2 separate regions of the Homo sapiens genome follow, and region 1 is linked to region 2. The links are chromatin loops, found by intact Hi-C in ENCODE. Cell type or tissue: B cell. All regions are shown on one strand. Links, peaks and the distances in the headings refer to the core of each region. The heading gives the core; the rest is flanking DNA.

Region 1 (9,609 bases), core at 1,396-9,395, 65 kb after region 2:
TACAAGCATGAGCCACCACGCCCCACCCATAAACTTTTATGATATACAAAACTTGAAAATTAGCTAGGTGTGGTGGCATAGGCCTGTAGTCCTAGCTACTTGAGGCAGGAGGATCACTTGAACCCAGGAGTTCGACGCCGCAGTGAGCTAGGATCGCACCACTGCACTCCAAACTGGATGAAAAAGCGAGACCCTATCTGAGAAAATAAATAAATAAAATAAAGTTTGATATAACATAGAGAAAGGACAGAAGAAAATGAAAAATAGTTTTCTAATTGGGGTTTCCTAAAGGAAATGATTCACTCAATTTATTTGAATGAGGTCATGGGTCCAAAATACTTTGTGGGTTAGTGATAATTACTCATAATTCATTAATGAACATACCTCAATTTAAAAAGAGAGAGAGACAGAATAATTAAGTTAAAGAATCCTGGGCAACCCTTCTGGGTCCCCTTCCACCACGTGGAAGCCTTACTTTCACTTTCACTTTAATAAATCTTGCCACTGCACACTCTTTGGGTCTGTGTGTTTCTCTAATCGAGCTGTAACACTCATCACTGCAGTCCACAGCTTCATTTCTTGAAGCCTGTGAGACCACGAACCCTTCAATCGAGAAAAACCTTCGATAAGGAGAAGACTTCTCATCTCATTTCTGGGGTCTGGTCCGGGATTTCTCCAAAGCGGTGAGTAACCTCGGACCCCTTTCAGTTGCTATTCTATCTTCTCACTAGAAATTGGAGGAAAACACCCAGCACCTGTCAGCCATTTAAAAGTGACAAGCACAGCCCAGACTTAAGACATGGGTGTGAGGCTTTCTGGGAAAGGGCTCTCTAGCAACCCACGGCCCTCCAAGCTGGGAGCGTTGGTTTAACTGGAACCAGTTCCACCTTTCTCTACCTTTCCTGGGAAAAGCCGAGGGCTGGCTAGAGGTGGAAAACTGTCTTCCCAAACTCCTGGCACTGACCCAGTGGAGATCATGGCACAGTGAGAAGCCTCTACTCCACAACTGCCCATGCATGAGTTCCCTGCCTTTTCTGACCTATGCCTCCTGGGTCCTAACATCCTCAGAGAAGACTTTCTTGAGGCCCTGTCCTCTAGGATCTTTCCTACCCCTGAGTCTAAGAATCTTTTGGCTAGGAGCCTAAGTCGAGGGGGCTGGCAATCCAAAGACCCTTGCCCATGGTGTCCTCAGGCTTATTCTTATGCAAATGAGTATCAGTATACTTATACAGGACCTGTCCCTCATAACCTGTACCCTAGGCACTATCTGGGACATCAAAAGGCATGTCAGTGGCTGATAGAAGGCCTAGGACATTTTTCCCTTTGTTGCCCTAAACTTTCTCCAGATTGTAGAGGCTACTTTAATTACCACCTTTCCTGTCTGGGATCAGCAATTAGAACTGTAGAACTTCTCCACTCGAAGCAGTCAGATGTATGGGCCAAAAACAATATAATAGACAATAGGTCCCCAATCCAAGTCCAAATGTCAATGAATATTCTTATGAAGGCAAACAGGGGACAGAAAATTCAGGTATGAAAAGCACTGGTCCTCCAATTTGCCACTACCTACCCTAAAACTGTTGTGCTTCAGTGCTATTTTCAAGGAATTTATCTTGCTGGGACAGCTCCAAGCCCAGAAATATGCTAACTGGTGCCTGGTCTCTGAACTCAAAATACACCCTGAACCTAAGACCCACTTGCAGATGCAAAGGCAATTGTGTGCATGCTGGTAAGGAGCCACTAAAATCCAGCAGCCCCAGCCCCATTTTTTGTGGCTAAAAAAGGGTGGGAAACGGTGTGGGCAAAACTGCTACATCAGTAAGTGCAATTAAATCCAATAAGCATGGTTCCATGGGTGACTGTGCACCCTGGAAACCTGGAAAGAAAAGGACACTAGAACCATAGGGGACACACTAGGGCTAGTGCTCACTAGGGGATGACTAGGGGTGCAGGCACTCCTATGTTCTCCTTTCAGATGGAAGACATTCCCTCAAAAGCAAAGCCACCCCTGAGGTGTATTCTGGATAATTAGGACCAATTTGACCCTCAAACACTGAAGAAGAAGCGACTTATATTTTTCTGCAGCACCACCTGGCCACAATATCCTCTTCCCAGAGGAGAGACACGGCCACCCAGGGAAGTATAAACTATAATACCATCCTACAGCTAGATCTCTTTTGTAAATGAGAGGGCAAATGGAGTGAAGTGCCATATGTATAGGTTTTTTTTCTCACTAAGGGATAACCCACAATTATGTAAAAAAAAATGTAATTTACATCCTACTGGGGGTCCTCAAAGCCTACCCCCATACTCAGGTCTCCCCATAGCTCCCCCTCCAACTAGTAAGGACTCTCCTGTGGCCCTTATGGCCCAAAAGGAACCAGACAAAAAGTCAAGGAACCAAAAGGCGCCAATGGCCCTCAATTGTGCCCCCTCCAAGTCGTGGGAGGAGAAGGAGACTTTGGCCCAGTGCAAGTACATGTCCCCTTTTCCCTCTCAGACTTAAAACAGATCAAACTGGACCTAGGAAAATTCTCAGATAATCCTGATTGACGCATAGATATCTTACAGGGATTAGGACAATCTTTTGATTTAGCATGGAGAAATATGTTGTTGTTGTTAGGTCAAGCATTAACTCCCAACAAAGAAGAGGCCACCTTAGCTGCATCCCGGGAGTTTGGGGATCTCTGGTACCTAAGCCAGGTAAATGATAAAATGAGATCAGAAGAAAGGGAACAATTCCCTACAGGCCAACAGGCGGTTCCCAGTGTGGATCCCCACTGGGACCTCAGTTTGGAGCACAGCCATTTACTGACTTGTATACTAGAGGGATTAAGAAAGACCAGAAAAAAGCCAATGAATTACATAATGATGTCAACCACAATGAAGGGAAAGGAAGAAAACCCTACAGCATTTTTAGAGAGACTAAGAGAGGCATTAAGAAAGCATACCTCCTTGTCACCTGACTCTATTGAAGGCCAACTAATTTTAAAGGATAAGTTTATCACTCAGTCAGCTGCAGACATTAGAAAAAACCTTCAAAAGTCTGCCCCAGGCCCCAAGAAAAATTTGGAAACTCTATTGAATTTGGCAACTTCAGTGTTTTATAATAGGGATCAGGAGGAGCAGGCTGAATGAGACAGAGGAGACAAGAAAAAGGCCGCCACCTTACTCATGGCCCCGCCTTAGTTATGGCCCTCAGGCAGACGAACTTCGGTGGCTCTGAAAGAAAGAAGGGCTGGGCAGGCAACCAGCCTAACAGGGCTTGTTATCAGTGCGGCTTACAGGGGCACTTCAAAAAGGACTGCCCAAACAAAAATAAGCCACCCCCTTGTCCATGTCCCTTGTGCCAGGGGGATCACTGGAAGGCACACTACCTCTGAGGGTGAAGGTCCTCTGGGCCAGAGGCCACTAACCTGATGGTCCAACAACAGGACTGAGGGTACCCATGGCAGGCGCCAGCCCGTGCCATCACCCTCACAGAGCCCCAGGTAAGCTTAACCATTAAGGGCCAGGAAACTAACTTCCTCCTGGACACTGGCACAGCCTTCTCAGTTTTAGTCTTCTGTCCCGGACAACTATCCTCCAGGTCTGTCACCATCAAAGGGGTCCTAGGACAGCCAGTCACTAGGTATTTCTCCCACCTTCTAAATTGTGACTGAGGAGCCTTATTTTTCTCACATGCCTTTCTTATCATGCCTGAGAGCTCTACTCCTTTACTAGGGAGGGACATATTAGCTAAAGGAGGGGCCATAATAAACTTGAATATAGAAGAAGAAATACCTGTTTGCTGCCCTCTACTCGTGGAGGGAGTTAATCCTGATGTCTGGGCAGAGGAAGGACAATACAGATGAGCAAAAAATGCTTGTCCAGTTCAAGTTAAATTAAAGGATCCTACCTCCTTTCCTTATCAAAGGCAGTACCCCCTCAGACCAGAAGCCCAACAAGGATTACAAAAGATCGTCAAAGACCTAAAAGCACAGGGATTAGTAAAACCATGCAACAGTCCATGCAACACTCGTATTCTAGGCATACAAAACCCCAACGGACAATGGAGGTTAGTGCAAGACCTCAGAATTATCAATGAGGCAGTTGTTCCTCTGTATCCAGTTGTACCTAATCCTTATACTCTACTCTCCTAGAAACCAGAGGAAGCAGAATGGTTTACAGTCCTAGATCTTAAGGACACTTTCTTCTGCATCCCTCTGCATCCTGACTCTCAATTTTTATTTGCCTTTAAAGATCCGTCAAACCCAGGGTCTCAGCTGACCTGGACTGTCCTACCATTCATTATAGGAGCTGGGATACGAGGAGGACTAGGAACCGGCATTGGAGGCATTACAACCTCCATCCAATTCTATTACAAATTATCACAAGAGTTAAATGATGACATGGCATGAATCGCAGATTCGCTGGTCACCTTACAAAGCCAGCTTAATTCTTTAGCAACAGTAGCCCTTCAAAATCGGACAGCCTTAGATTTATTAACAGCTGAAAGAGGTGGAACCTCTTTTTCTAGAAGAGTGCTGCTATTTCGTTAATCAATCCAGAATTGTCACCAAGAAGGTTAAGGAGTTTTGAGATGGGATACAGTGCTGGGCACAAGAGCTCCAAGACACAGGACCTTGGAATATTGTCAATCAATGGATGCCCTGGCTTCTCCCCTTCTTGGGGCCCTTGGTGGCTATTGTGATGTTGCTTATCTTTGGACCCTGCATTTTTAACCTCCTTGTAAAATTTGCCTCTTCCAGAATAGAATCCATGAAGCTGCAAATGGTTCTACAAATGGAGCCCCAAGTGACCACCACTAGCACCTACTATCAAGCACCCCTAGACCCACCCACCAACCTGTTCTCACACCACGACACCAAAGACTCCCCTCCTGAGGAAACCTCAACTGCAGTGCCCCTTCTACCCCCCAGTTCAGCAGGAAGTAGCTAGAACAATCGTCATCCAACTTCCCAACAGCACTTGGGCTTTCCTGTTGAAAGGGGGGACTGAGGGACTAAGTGGCTAAATTGGCTGGACTTCCTGGGTCAATAGGGACTTCCCTAAAGTGACTTTCCCCTAAGCCAAAATGAGTCATAGCTGCAAGCTAAGAGATTAAAACTTCAACCAATCAAAGGGGATTTTCCCCTAAGCCAAAATTAGTCATAGCTGCAAGCTAAAGGGATTGAAACTTCAACCAATCAAAGGGGACTTTCCCCTAAGCCAAAATGAGTCACAGCTACAAACTAAGGGATTGAAACTTCAACCAATCATATAGGGAGTTCAAGCTCTAGCTGCAGCCTGATGTTTTTAACCAATCAGGTCTGCCAACCCACAAGTGGATAGAAAATTAGCCAATCCTATAGGACAGAAAAAGAAAAGGGGAGGAGTCATAAGGGGATATAAGCATAAGACACCCAAGCCAAAAAACACAATCCTTCTGGGTCCCCTTCCACCACATGGAAGCTTTACTTTTGCGTTCCCTTTACTTTCCCTTTCGCTTTACTAAATCTTGCTGCCATAAAAAAAAAAAAAGAATCCCAGCCTGGTACAGTGACTCACACCAAGGAAGGCAGATCGATTGAGACAAGGAGTTCAAGACCAGTGTGGGCAACATGGCAAAACCCCATCTCTACAAAAAATACAAAAAAAAAAAAAATAGCTGGGAGTGGTGGTAGGTGCCTGTAGTCCTAGCTACTCAGGAGGCTGAGGTGGGAGGATCACTTGAGCCCAGGAGGTTGCAGTGAGCCGGGTTCATTCCACTGCATTCCAGCCTGGGCAACACAGCCATATCTTGGCTCAAAAAAAAAAAAAAAAAAAAAAACAAAAAAAAACAGAAGGCTATAATCTCAAGCACTTTGGGAGGCCAAGGCAGGCAATCACAAGGTCAGGAGATCAAGACCATCCTGGCTAACATGGTGAAACCCCGTCTCTGCTAAAAATACAAAAAGTTAGCTGGGCGTGGTGGCGGGCGTCTGTAGTCCCAGCTACTCGGAAGGCTGAGGCAGGAGAATGGCATGAACCCGGGAGGCGGAGCTTTCAGCCAGCCGAGATTGCACTACTGCACTCCTGCCTGGGTGACAGAGCAAGACTCCGTCAAAAAAAATAAAAGAAAAGAAAAAAGAAAAAAGGGCAGGGCGTGGTGGTTCACGCCTGTAATCCCAGCACTTTGGAAGGCCGAGGTGGGCAGATCACTTGAGGTCAGGAGTTCAAGACCAGCCTGGCCAACATGGTGAAACCCCATCTCTACTAAAAATACAAAAAAATTAGCTGGGCACAGTGGCAGGCCCCTGTAATCCCAGCTACTCAGGAGGCTGAGGCAGCAGAATCGCTTGAACCCAGGAGGCCAAGGTTGAAGTGAGCCAAGATTGCGCCGCTGCACTTCAGCCTGGGCAACAGAGCGAGACTCTGTCTCAAGAAAGAAAAGAAAAAAAAATCCCAGATGAATTTTCTTTTTTTTTTTTTTTTTTTTTGAGACAGTATCCCTGCCTCCCAGGCTGGAGTGCAGTGGCGCAATCTCAGCTCACTGCAAGCTCCGCCTTCCAGGTTCATGCCATTCTCCTGCCTCAGCCTCCCGAGTAGCTGGGATTACAGGTGCCCGCCACCATGTCCAGCTAATTTTTTGTATTTTTAGTAGAGATGGGGTTTAAACGTGTTAGCTAGTGTGGTCTCGATCTCCTGACCTCGTGATCCACTCGCCTTGGCCTCCCAAAGTGCTGGGATTACAGGCGTGAGCCACCACGCCTGACCCTAGCTTAATTTTCTTAAAAGGAAGCTGAATTGGCAGAGTTGTCCCACAGTGGACTAAAACAGCCAGGCCTTTATACCTCCACCTTGATCACTGGATGTAGGCTGTCCTGGTAAGGGTGCCCCACCTTAGTCACACAGGAAGCTGATGCAGTCCCTGAAGACACTGCTAGCTGAAGGCTTTCCCCTCGTAGCACTCCCAGTAGTTGGGAAAACAATTCCTTCACTGAAGTAGGGTCTGGACACCATACTTGGTATGTCTTCACAAAATATTTTTGTTTTTTTGTTTTTTTGAGACAGAGTCGCTCTGTCGCCCAAGCTGGAGTGCAGTGGCGTGATCTCGGCTCACTGCAAGCTCCGCCTCCCAGGTTCACGCCATTCTCCTGCCTCAGCCTCCCTACTAGCTGGGACTATAGGTGCCCGCCACCACGTCTGGCTAATTTTTTTTTATTTTTAGTAGAGACGGGGTTTCACCGTGTTAGCCAGGATAGTCTCAATCTCCTGACCTCATGATACACTCGCCTCGGCCTCCCAAAGTGCTGGGATTACAGGCGTGAGCCACCACGCCCAGCCCTTCCTCTATCTTAATAACACAGTGGTTAAACGCAACAGTACTGAATTGTCTAGTTAGTTTAATGTTATGTATTTCATACACTATTAACACTAGTATGGGAAGCATTTATAAAAATCATGTACCATTAATTAATTTTCTTTCACTTAAAAGTTAAAGCTTTGAGGATTCTGTTTGAAAATATATGTAAAATGATAAAGACCAAATGTGTGTTAATTCAAATATTTAATTAAAGAATAAAATAAGAATAATGAGCTATTTGAAATTGTTGTGAAATTGGTGTAGTGACTTTTGATTCAAACATTTAAATCTGCTGAGGTTAGTTTTGGTACAACTATTCTCAGGATTACATTTATAGACCCTCATCTAGTTAAATTTAGTTTTCTGACTTTAACAGTGATTCAGGCCAGAGACAGTGGCTCACTTCTATAATCCCAGCACTTTGGGAGGCTGAGGCAGGAGAATCACTTGAGACCAGGAGTTTGAGACAAGTCTGGGCAACATAGACCTCATATCTACAAAAAGTTGGGTTTTGTTTTGTTTTTTGAGACAGGGTTTCCACTCTGCCTGCCCAGGCTGGAGTGCAGTGGTACAGTCTCAACTCACTGCAACCTCCGCCTCCTGGGCTCAAGCAATCCTGCCGCCTCAGCCCCCCAAGTAGCTGGGATTACAGGCACGAGCCACCATTTCTGGCTAATTTTTGGATTTTTTGTAGAGATGGGGTTTCACCATGTTGCCCAGGATGATCTCAAACTCCTGAGATCAAGCGACCCACCGACCTCGGCCTCCCAAAGTGCTGGGATTACAGGCTTGAGCCACCACAGCTGGCTTCTACAAAAAGTTTAAAAATAAAAGTGATTCACATAAAAAACAAACTAGATTTTTTTTTTTTTTGAGGCGAAGTTTTGCTCTTGTTGCCCAGGCAGGAGTGCAATGGCGTGATCTCGGCTCACCGTAACCTCTGCCTCCCAGGTTCAAGTGATTCTCCTGCCTCAGCCTCCTGAGTAGCTAGGATTACAGGCATGCACCACCACACCCAGCTAATTTTGTATTTTTAGCAGAGTCGAGGTTTCTCCATGTTGGTCAGGCTGGTCTCGAACTCCCGACCTCAGGTGATCCACCCGCCTCCCAAAGTGCTGGGATTACAGGCGTGAGCCATGGCGCCCCGCCCAAACTAGATTTTTTTTATGACTGTAAAGGAATATATGTTCATTGCAAGAAATGAAATATTTAAAAGTACAAAAGTAAAAAATATTAAACATAATTCCATGACCAAATAAAAACTTTTTTTTTTTTTAGAACAGGATCTCACTATATTGCCCAGGCAGGTCTCGAACTCTTGAGCTCAAGCTATCCTCCTGCCTCTGCCTCCCTAAGAGCTGGGATTACAAGTGTGAGCCACCACTCCTGGCCAATAAAAACCATTTTAATAGTGTAATATATACGTTAGTTATATATATATGCATAAAAACATATATATGTAAATCACCATTATACTCTACATAATTATTTCTAACTAATTGTATTTTATTATACTTTAAAATTCTTTGGAGGAATAGCAGAGATTAGTGTTACTATCAAAAACTTGAGATTCTAAGGTAGTGATTCCTATTACATTACCATTTAACTTGCTTATATGACATGTCAGAAGGCAGAGGTATCATGGAGACTGACTATAGATTATCATAAAATAAATTAGGTGGTGAGTTCAGTTGCAGCTACTGTTTCAGATATGGTTTCTTTAGTGGAGTGAATCAATACAGCCTGTGGCGTCTATTCTGCAGTGTTATATGTTTATTTCTGTAATAACAATGTGTAAGGATCACAGGAACAGTTTGCCTTCACCTGGTAGAGTCAGCAGTATACTTTCATGGTCTTTCCTTAGGTGTCAATGTCAATTTTCTTGTTTTCTGCCATAATCTAACCCAAGTATAAGAAAATTGCAACCCACAGACCAAATTCATCCTGATACATTTTTGTATAGTCCGTAAGCTAAGAATCGTCTTCATATTTTTAAACGGTTGACAAAAATTAAATGATGAATTTATCTAAAGATAAATAAGAATTAAATGAAATTCTAATTTCTCTGACTAGTGTAATAAAAGATATTTAAAAATAAATAAATAATAAAATAATAAATGAAGTGTTGGTAGAACACAGCCATACTCATTTGCTCACATATTATTTATCTATGGCTGTTTTCACACTACAGGGTTGAATAGTTGTAACACAGGCTACACAGCTCACAAGCCTAAAATATTCAGCACATGGTCCTTTACAGAAAATATCAACCTCTGATCGAA
Region 2 (10,397 bases), core at 916-8,915:
TGGTTATGGGTTAGGATAAGACCTAAGGAGGAAGAGCACATCATCTTTTACTCTGCAGGAGCTCTTTGAAGCTCTGTGTAAGCTTCTAAACCCATTAAACCATACAAAGTCTTATTTATAATACACAGAGTGACCCCCTACCTCGACAGCCACATAATGGCAATCACTAACATCTGTATAACTCTCTGTATTCACAAAGCACTCTATTCCATTTCCTGAGTCCCACAAAAACTGGATAGATGCTATTTTTGTCTCCACTTTACAGATGAGAAAACTGAGAATTAGAAAGGCAAAGTGACTTGCCTAAGGTAAGAGCCTATCAGGGATGGAGTTGAGAATTGAACCTGAGTTCTCTGGCTCCAAATTCTGATGTTCTTTCCATTGCATCCTGCTGGTAATCAGTAGGGTGCCAGACATCACAGCCAGATCACCTACCTAGAAACAAGAGACTGTGTTCTGCAACAGAAACTGCCACCAGTTGACTGATGATCTTGGCCATGTCCTTATCCAACTAATAGGAATAATGACACCTGCTCACTGATGGTAAGGATGTTATAACACTTTGCAAAGTGTAGAGCACTATATAGGCATAATGCTCATCTGTATTCATTTAGCATAATAACCTGATCTCCAAAAGCCTAGAAACTATCCATATGTTAGAGCCGCTGACAAAATATTTTCACCCAAAAACTGCCACCGTCACATGGAGAAGGGAGATCAGAAATAGGTCATATCTGTAATGTGTTCCTCTTCCAGATTCCAAAAAAATTTAAAAAAAAAGAAGGTATACTTTTGCAGCCAGTCCGAGTGACACATAAGTCAGGCATTTTTTAAAAATCTGTTTTAAGATGGTAAATTAGTGGGCAAAGTTACTTCACCTTGAAGGACCTGAGAGAGGCCTTAGCTGTAAAATGATGGAGTTGGATGTGATAAACTCCATGATTCCTTCCTGTTCTAAGACTGAATTATTCTATGCATAAATGAAACAGATTTGTGTAAGATCGGATTAAGATCTTTTTGAGCCTCTAGGGGAGATTACTGAGAATGGGGTTTTGTTGTTGTTGTTGTTGTTTTTGAGACAAGGTCTCACTCAGTCACCCAGGCTGGAGTGCAGTGCCGCAATCTCAGCTCACTGCAGCCTTGACTTCGTGGGCTGCCGTCCTCCCACCTCAGCCTCCTGAGGAGCTGAGACTACAGGTGCATGCCATCACAGCCAACTACTTTTTGTATTTTTTGTAGAGATGCGGTCTCGCTATGTTGCCCAGGCTGATCTTGAACTTCTGAGCTCAAGCGATCCACCTGCCTCAGGCTCCCAAAGTGCTGGGATCACAGGCATGCACCACCAAGCGTGGCCTACTGGGAACAGTTTTTAAAGCCTATTTCTTGCTCTGAGCCTTACATCACTACCCACGCCCCCACCGCAGGGGCAAGAGAACCTGAACTGATTGACCAGCCAACAGCCATAAGAGGTGGCTCATGCCTGTAATCCCAGCACTTTGGGAAGCTGAGGCTAGTGGATCACTGGAGGTCAGGAGTTTGAGATCAGCATGGCCAACATGGTGAAATCCCATCTCTACTAAAAACACAAAAATTAGCTGGGCATGGTGGTGGACACCAGTAATCCCAGCTACTCAGGAGGCTGAGGCAGGAGTATCGGCTTAAGCCCAGGAGGCAGAGGTTGCAATGAGCAGAGATCGTGCAGCAGACGTTGCAATGAGCCGAGATCGTGCCACTGTACTCCAGCCTGGGTGACAGAGCGAGACTCCATCTCAAAAAAAAAAAAAAGAGAGAGAGAGACACCACAGGCTTAAGAAAGTAAAGAGAAGTCTTCCTCTTTCTCCTCTCTCTATGGTAGCTGAAAAAAAAAAAAGAGAGAGTGGGGAAAGAAAAGACAGCCCAATTAAAAAATGGATAAAGGACTTGAATAGACATTTATCCAAAGAAGATACACAGATGGCCAATAAACACAGGAAAAGGTGCTCAACACCATTAGTCATCAGAGAAATGCAAATCAAAACCACCAAGAGACACACTTCACACCTACTAGGACAGTTATAATCAAAAATGTGGAAAATAAGTGTTGGTGAGGATGTGGAGAAATTAGAACCCTCGTACATTGCTGGTGGGAATATAAAGTGGTGCAGATGCTATGGAAAACAGTTTGGCAGTTCTTCAAAAAATAAACACAAAATTACCACAAAACCCAACAATTCCATTTCTAAGTATATACACAAAAGAACTAAAAACAGGGACTCAAACAAATACTTGTATGGCAATGTTCTTTACAGCATTATTCACAATAGCCAAAAGATGTGGATAAGCAAAATGTAGTATATACATAGAATGGAATGTTACTCAGCCATAAAAGAAAGAATCCACTTATAATACATGCTACAACATGGATGAAGTTTGAAAACATTATGCTAAGTGAAATCAGCTAGACAAATTCCACTGGTATGAAATTCCACTTACGTAAAAGACACAATATGGTTTATAGGTTACCAGAGGATTGGGGGAGGGGAAATGGGAGTTATTGCTTAACGGGTAAAGAGTTTCTGTTTGGGTGATAAAAAAAAGTTTTGGAAATAAGTAATAGTGATGGTTGCACAATATCATAAGTGTAGTTAAGGCCACTGAATTGTCTCTCAAAAAGAATTAAAATGGCAATGTTTGTTTATAAATATTTTACCACAATAAGCAAAAAAAGAAGGGAAGAGGGGCATGGCTTGCCCCAGTTGTATGTTTAAGAAGCCTAAGGTGGCCGGGTGCAGTGGCTCATGCCTGTAATCCCAGCAGCACTTTGGGAAGCCGAGGAGGGTGGATCACCTGAGGTCAGGAGTTCAAGACAAGCCTGGCCAACATGATGAAACTCTGTCTCTACTAAAATTACAAAAATTAGCCAGGTGTGGTGGTGCACACCTGTAGCCCCAGCTACTCTGGAGGCTGAGGCAGGAGAATCACTTGAACCCGGGAGGCAGAGGTTGCAATGAGCCGCGATCACCCCACTGCACTCCAGCCTGGGCAACAGAGCCAGACTCTGTCTCAAAAAAAAAAAAAAAACAAAGCCTAAGGCAAATAATTTTTGGCTAAGTCCCCAAAAGCAATTGCAACAAAAACAAAAATTGACAAGTGGGACCTAAACTAAAGAACTGCTGCACAGCAAAAGAAACTATCAACAGAGTAAACAGACAACCTACAGAATGGGAGAAAATATTCACAAACTATGCATCTCACAAACATCTAATATTCAGAGTCTATATGGAGCTAAAACAAATCAACAAGCAAAAAACAAATAACCCCATTAGAAAATAGGCAAAGGACATGAACACTTTTCAAAAGAAGACATACAAGAGGCCAACAAACATGAAAAATGCTCAGCATCACTAATCATCAGAGAAGAGCAAATCAAAACCATAATGAGGTACTATCTCAGACCAGCCAGAATGGCTATTATTAAAAGTCAAAAAATGGCCAGGCGCAGTGGCTCACGCCTGTAATCCCAACACTCTGAGAGGCCAAGGCGGGCGGATCACTTGAGGTCAGGAGTTCGAGACCAGCCTGGCCAACGTGGTGAAACCACATCTCTACTAAAAATACAAAAATTAGCTGAGCATAGTGGCACATACGTGTAATCCCAACTACTTGGGAGGCTGAGGCAGGAGAATCGCTTGAACCTGGGAGGCGGAGGTTGCAGTGAGCTGGGATCGCACAACTGCACTCCACCCTGGGTGACAGACCAAGACTCCCTCTCAAAAAGAAAAAAAAAAAAAAAAAGGTCAAAAAACAACAGATGCTGACAAGGCAGCAGAGAAAGAGGAACACTTAGACACTGCGGGTGGGAATGTCAATTAGTTTGGCCACTATAGAAAGCAGTTCGGAGATTTCTCAAAGAACTTAAAACAGAGATACCATCTGACCCCACAACCCCATTACTGGGTATATACCCAAAGAAAAGTAGATCATTACACCAAAGGACACATGCACTGGTATGTTCATCACTGTGCTATTCACAATAGCAAAGACATGGAATCAACCTAGGTGCCCATCAATGGTGGATCAGATAAAGAAAATGTGGTACATATACACCATGGAATGAATACTACACAGCCATGAAAAAGAATGAAATCATGTCCTTTGCAGCAACATGGTTGGAGCTGGAGGTCATTATCCTGAGTGAATTAATGCAGGAACAGAAAACCAAATACCACTTGTTCTCACTTATTGGTGGGAACTAAACATTGAGCACACACGGACAAACATGGACACTGTGGACTACTAGAGAGGGGAGGCAAGGGAAGAGTGGTGTGTGAGTTGAAAAACTACCTATTGGCTACTATGCTCACAACCTGGGTTCAAACCTGCACATGCACCCTCCACATTTAAAATAAAAGTTAAAATTTAAAAATTAAATAATGCAAACATATAGGAAGAAGGAGGAGGAGGAGGAAGAGGAAGAAGAGGAGGAGGAAGAGGAGGAAGAAAAAGAAGGAGAAGGAGGAGGAGGAGGAGAAGAAGCCACCGCCTAAGGCCACTGGGCTTGCTGACCTGCCCCAGAGCAAGAGAAGGAGCACCAAGGAGCAGGACTCAGGGGTATAGCTCGATGGGGGAGGGGCACAGATGATTCCCTTGGGTCTCTGTTTCCTGAGGCATGCAGAAGATGGATTCTACAATTTGCTGCAGACCCTCAGTAGGGAACCTTGGAGGACAGATGTCCTCAATACCAATGCCAACAGAGCACCTGGGATGGAGCCTTATCAGGAGCATCTAAAGTCATTCCCAGTACTACCAGTGGCAAACCACTACCCTTCAAGCAACCAGCCAGACAGTGAGAATGATTAAAAGAAACGTGGGGAGGTGCCACCATCTGCATCCCTCAGCCTTGTTCCTGACTCAGTCTCAGGGAGGTAAGCAATGGAGGAAGGAGGGAGATGGAAAGAGCAGGTGATGACAGCCACCCTGTTGACCTAAAGAAAGAAATAAAGGCACAATTAACATAGAGAGTTTATTTGCGCCAAGGTTGAGGATGGCTACCTGGGACACACATTTAAGCTGCCTTGAGGAGTGCTTCTATTTAGTCTTTGTTACAAGCAGGTTTTTAAAGGCAAAAGGGGAGAAGGAGTGGGCAGATACAAAGTTGTTAGACAGGAATTCTCACTGATTTATGGAATTAACATTGGTTAGTGATTGGCTTTACGTTGTTGAACTACAGTGTATGAGTTATGATGTCCAGTGCAATGCATTTTATGGCTACTTGGCATCAGTTACTCTAGAGCCCACAGAGCAGGTGGCTTTAAGATGAAATGATTTAGCTCAAAGGGAAGTGAAACATGACTGCTGTCACACACTGTCACAATTCAATGCTTCACTGGGCCTGATAATTAAAGAGGGTTCACTCCCTTCCTCTAGGCCCCTGAAACCTGAACTGGAGAGAGGAGTGAGAGAGCTTTGAATTAAGCATCAGACAGATGTTTGTTATGATTTGAATGTATGCATCCCTCCAAAATTCATATGTTAGCAGCTAATACACAAGGTGATGGTATTAGAAAGTGGGGCCATCGGAGGGTGATTAAGTCATAAGGACTTCACCTTTATGAATGAGATTTTGTGCTTACAAAAGGGCTTGAGGAAGTGAGTTTGCCCCTTCTTCTCTTCTGCTATGTGAGGACATAGAGTTTGTCCTCATCAAAAGATGCAGCAACAGGGCACCATCTTGAAAGCAGAGAGAGAAATTTTACCAGACATCAAATCTGAGAGATTTGTTTGGTGTTACGTATAGATGATGTCTGGTAATTAATGAGACAACAGAATGTTGTAGGATTTGCTGTCTTGGCTACTGTAACTCATACTACACATCTACAAGACTGTTGTTTAAATAAAATGTAGATAATTAATTCTCAATTTGCTTATAAACTGAGTAATGTTGTACTATAATGTGAACCCAAGAACATGTTGGAAAACATCCACTGAAAAATATATAACACTAAGAAAATTGCTGTGATAACAAACCTACAATTCTGGCCAAATAGAGCAGATATGTTGTTATTTGTGGTAAATCTAATAAAGCAGGTTATTTGAGCTTATTTGTGTTGCTACTGTAGAAAGTAGAATCTCCACTCTCTCAAAAATGTTTAACCAGTATATACAAAGTAATTCGTCACCAAAAGCAACTGTCTTATTTTAATATTCAAATTTTCTGCTTGTTTCTCCTTTACTAAATTTAAAACTCTTTATTGAATACATTCTCAGAGCAATTCTACTTTCTACCAAATCTGCCAGCAACTTGGTCTTGGACTTCCCAGCCTCCAGAACTGCGAAAAATATATTTCTTTTTCCGTTTTTCTTTTTTCTTCTTTCTTTTTTGAGATGGAGTCTTGCTCTGTCAGCAAGCTGGAGTGCAGTGGCGTGATCTCGGCTCACTGCAACCTCCACCTCCTGGGTTCAAGCGATTCTCCTGCCTCAGCTTCCCGAATAACTGGGACTACAGGCACGTGACACTATCCCCAGCTAATTTGTGTATTTTTTAGTAGAGATGGGGTTTCACCATGTTGGCCAGGATGGCCTCAATCTCTTGACCTTGTGATCTGCCTGCCTCTGCCTCCCAAAGTGCTGCGATTACAGGCATGAGCCACTGCGCCTGCCCATATTTCTGTTATTTATAAATTATCCACTCTCAGTATTTTGTTATAGCAGCAGGAACAGATTAAGATAATGTTTTAAAATGAAGAGGACTAGGGCTCACAAACTGAAACAAGACTATTCTGAATAGCCCAAAGTGACCAAAGTAAAAGAAATCAGACTGAACTACCATTAAGGGAGCTGGTTCCCAAGAGAAAGTGGTGACTTGGCAGAGAAAAGTTGGTGGAAGTTATTGGACAAATCAATCATTCAGATTTACACCACAATGAGTTGAGTCAGTTTTAAAAACAAGTTGCATAATGTGGAGATGTGTGCCAGTGTCCCCCAGTATGCTTTCTACCGATTCTTTTATAGATTTGCAAATAGATTTGCAATTCTCAGCTGAGCAAATGTCCACTGAGAATCAAGAATACACTTTCTATCCTGCATTGCAGCTAGGTCTGAACATTTGACTAATTCTAGACAATGGAATATACATGGAGACACCCTGTAGTTTGGAGACCTCCTTTAAAAGCCATGATCTAATACCCTTTGCTTTCCCCATCCACTTTCTTCTTCAAGCATTCTTACACACTACTTCTTAAGATGTGAAGTTAGTGACTGGAGCTATAGCTAGCGTTTGGGATCATGAGGATAATGGTCACAGCCTCAAGATGACAGAAGCGCAACTAAGAATTCAGAATTCTTGGAAAATTTTCAAAGTAGAAAAATCACACCAGCCCTGGTCAGCCTACCTCCTTCTACTTGAAAAAGGAAAAAAAAATCTCTATTTTTAAAGCCACTGTCATTTTAGGCCTCTGTAACACAGCTGAACCTAATTTTATATGAAATATATACAAATTATATTATCACAAATAATCTATAAGTTCAAACATAAAGAAAAAAAGAACTATATAGTACCTCTTCACCTCAATTTAGTCAAAATAACATAGACACTAAAACCAACATTTATGGAGACCTTATGCAAGGAATTTTACCAATGGCTTCATATGCATTATTTCTTTCATTTTCTTAGTAACAGCTCTATAAATGTGTAACATTGTATACATCTTAGAGATGGAAAAGTGAAGACTTAAAGAAGTTAAATAATTTGCCCGAGGTCACACGGCAAGTATGTGTAGAATCATAATAAAAATCTACTCTTGGCCGGGCCTGGCAGCTCACACCTGTAATCTCAGCACTTCGGGAGGCCAAGGTGGGTGGATTGCTTGAGCTCAGGAGTTTGAGACCAGCCTGGGCATAACAGTGAACCCACCTCTACAAAAAATTAGCTGGGCATGGTGGTGTGCACCTGTAGTCCCAGCTACTCAGGGGGCTGAGGTGGAAGGATCACTTGAGCCTGGGAATTTGAGGCTGCAGTGAGCCATGACCATGCCACTGCACTCCAGCCTGGGCAACAGAGCAAGACCCTGTTTCCAAAAAACAAACAAACAAACAAACAAACAAACAAAAATACCATTCTATCTTACTCCTCTAAAGTCATGCCATTAGCCACTGTACGTTACACCTGCATAGAGGTTCTTCTGGCAAAGATTTATTCATATGGAGATCTTAGACAAATTGAACCACAATAAAATTTCGTAGAATTTTAATAATCTATAAATGAGGGATTTGTTTGATGTTAGATATAGGTGATGTTTGGTAATTAATAAGACAACAGAATGTTGTAGGATTTGCTATCTTGGCTGCTATAACTCATACTACACGTCTACAAGACTGTTGTTTAAATAAAATGTAAGTAATTAATTCTTAATTTGTTTATAAACTGAGTAATGCTGTACTATAATATGAACCCAATAATATGTTGGAAGACATCCACTGAAAAATATATAACACTAAGAAAATGCTGTGATAACCAACCTACAATTCTGGCCAAATAGAGCAGATAAGTTACTTGTGATAAATCTAATAAAGCAGGTTATTTGAGCTTATTTGTGTTGCTATTGTAGAAAGCAGAACTTCTCTGAGAATGTATTGAAGAATGAGTTTAAATTTAACGAAGAAGGTGAAACAAACAGAAAATTTGAACATTAAAATAAGACAGTTGCCTCTGGTGACCAGTTACTTTGCATATACCAGTTAAACGTTTTTGAGAGTGTAGAGATTCTAATTCACTGGCGTTACTTCAAAAAACTACATTTAGGAATACTCCTCAGAGAACCAATAATTACTTACGTTGGGCCCACCCCATAGTAAAAGACTTGACACAGTGTAGATGTTTAATATATATTCGATAATGAAAGAACAGATGAGTGGAGATGAATTGATGGTGGTTAGGTAGATAAATGAGTAGATGGTTGAATAAATAAACATAAATTGTGCTTTATCAGTTTCAAGTAATTTTTACAGGGATTATCTCACTTGATCCTCAAAAGCATGCTGATAGTAGGTAAAAGAAGTGAGATTATTCTTACTTAAAAAATAAAACATTGGTTCCAAAATTTTGAGAGATTTACCTAGATTGACTTACTATGTGAATCCTTGTCTCCCATAAACGTAAGATAATTTAGCTTGTTTACTGTTTGAGGAAAGGAAGGAGGAGAAGAGGGTCAGGAGAGGGAGGGGGGAGGAGGAGAAGAGGAGGAGGAAGAGGAGGAGGAGAAAAATACCTGTGTTATGATGTATTTCTTGAACAGGCCATGATACTTCACTCTCACATGCCTATATCAGATTGTATTTTCCAAAGGTAGTCACAGTAATATCTCCTTACAACGTGACTTAACGCTCTTCCCATTGAGATGTGGAGTCTTTGTTCTCAATCCTTGAATCTGGATTAGTTTAAGACTATAGACCTGGCGCGATGGCTCACGCCTGTAATCCCAGCACTTTGGGAGGCCGAGGCAGGTGGATCACCTGAAGTCAGAAGTTCAAGACGAGACTGGCCAACATGGTGAAAACCTGTCTCTACTAAAAATACAAAATTAGCTGGGCATGGTGGCATGTACCTATAATCCCAGCTATTCGTGAGGCTGAGGCAGGAGAATGGTTTGAACCCAGGAGGTGAAGGTTGCAGTGAGCCAAGATCATGCCACTGCACTCTAGCCTAGGCAACAGAGAAAGACCCCATCTCACAAAAAAAAAAAAAAAAAAAAAAGACTATGGTCTTTTTTCACGTATGAGCTATGTGACTTCTTAGGCCAGATCATAAAAGGTGATATGGCTTCTGCTTGAAGTACTTGAAACATTCACTCCTGAAAACAGCTACCATCCTATCATGCTGTAAGGACCTCCCACAGTCCCAAGCCTGGCTGAGCTCCCAGCCTATAGCCAGGACCTATAGACAGGACCAACTTGTGAGTAAATCAATGTGAAGGTGGATTCCCCAGGCCCGAGTTCGGCTGCCTCCACTGAAATAAGCCATTCCTGCCTAGCTCTGCTCAAATTACAGATTCACAACCAAAATAAATTATTGCCATTGTCTCAGGCCATTAAGTTTTGGGTGGTTGTTACATAACAATACCTATCGGTAAAAATGTATGTTTACTGTTTCCATTGTTTCACATGTTTTTCTTCTTCTTGTCTACTTAGAAAATGCCTACTCAGGCCAGGTGCAGTGGCTCACACCTGTAATCCCAGCACTTTGGTAGACTGAGGCAGGTGGATCACCTGAGGTCAGGAATTCAAGACTAGCCTGACCAACATGGAGAAACGCCGTCTCTACTAAAATTACAAAATTAGCCTGGCGTTGTGGCACACGCCTGTAGTCCCAGCTACTCAGGAGGCTGAAGCAGGAGAATCAATTGAACCCGGGAGGCAGAGGT

The links. Hi-C counts contacts between places; a loop is a spot of excess contacts. Peaks named below come from ENCODE experiments on the same cell type or tissue, not always from the same donor. Only the 100,000 strongest peaks of a DNase experiment are listed, where the experiment ranks them.
Region 1: a loop joins it to region 2, with 8 times the contacts of the local background. A loop is called at or near these places in 1 of 110 quality-filtered maps.

Annotation. Positions count from the first base shown.
Region 1 is chr12:14,216,111-14,225,719 of GRCh38, forward strand. No RefSeq gene overlaps it. Among named protein-coding and RNA genes, the nearest start is that of ATF7IP, 140 kb to the right of the region's middle. RefSeq lists enhancers at 3,917-5,116, 4,958-5,257. In B cell, for the core only: no CTCF peak of the experiment used is centred there; a DNase peak (open chromatin) is centred at 5,181.
Region 2 is chr12:14,151,969-14,162,365 of GRCh38, forward strand. No RefSeq gene overlaps it. Among named protein-coding and RNA genes, the nearest start is that of GRIN2B, 180 kb to the left of the region's middle. RefSeq lists an enhancer at 1-79. In B cell, for the core only: no CTCF peak of the experiment used is centred there; DNase peaks (open chromatin) are centred at 1,893, 3,833 and 5,423; H3K4me3 peaks cover 1,185 bases; H3K27ac peaks cover 3,165 bases.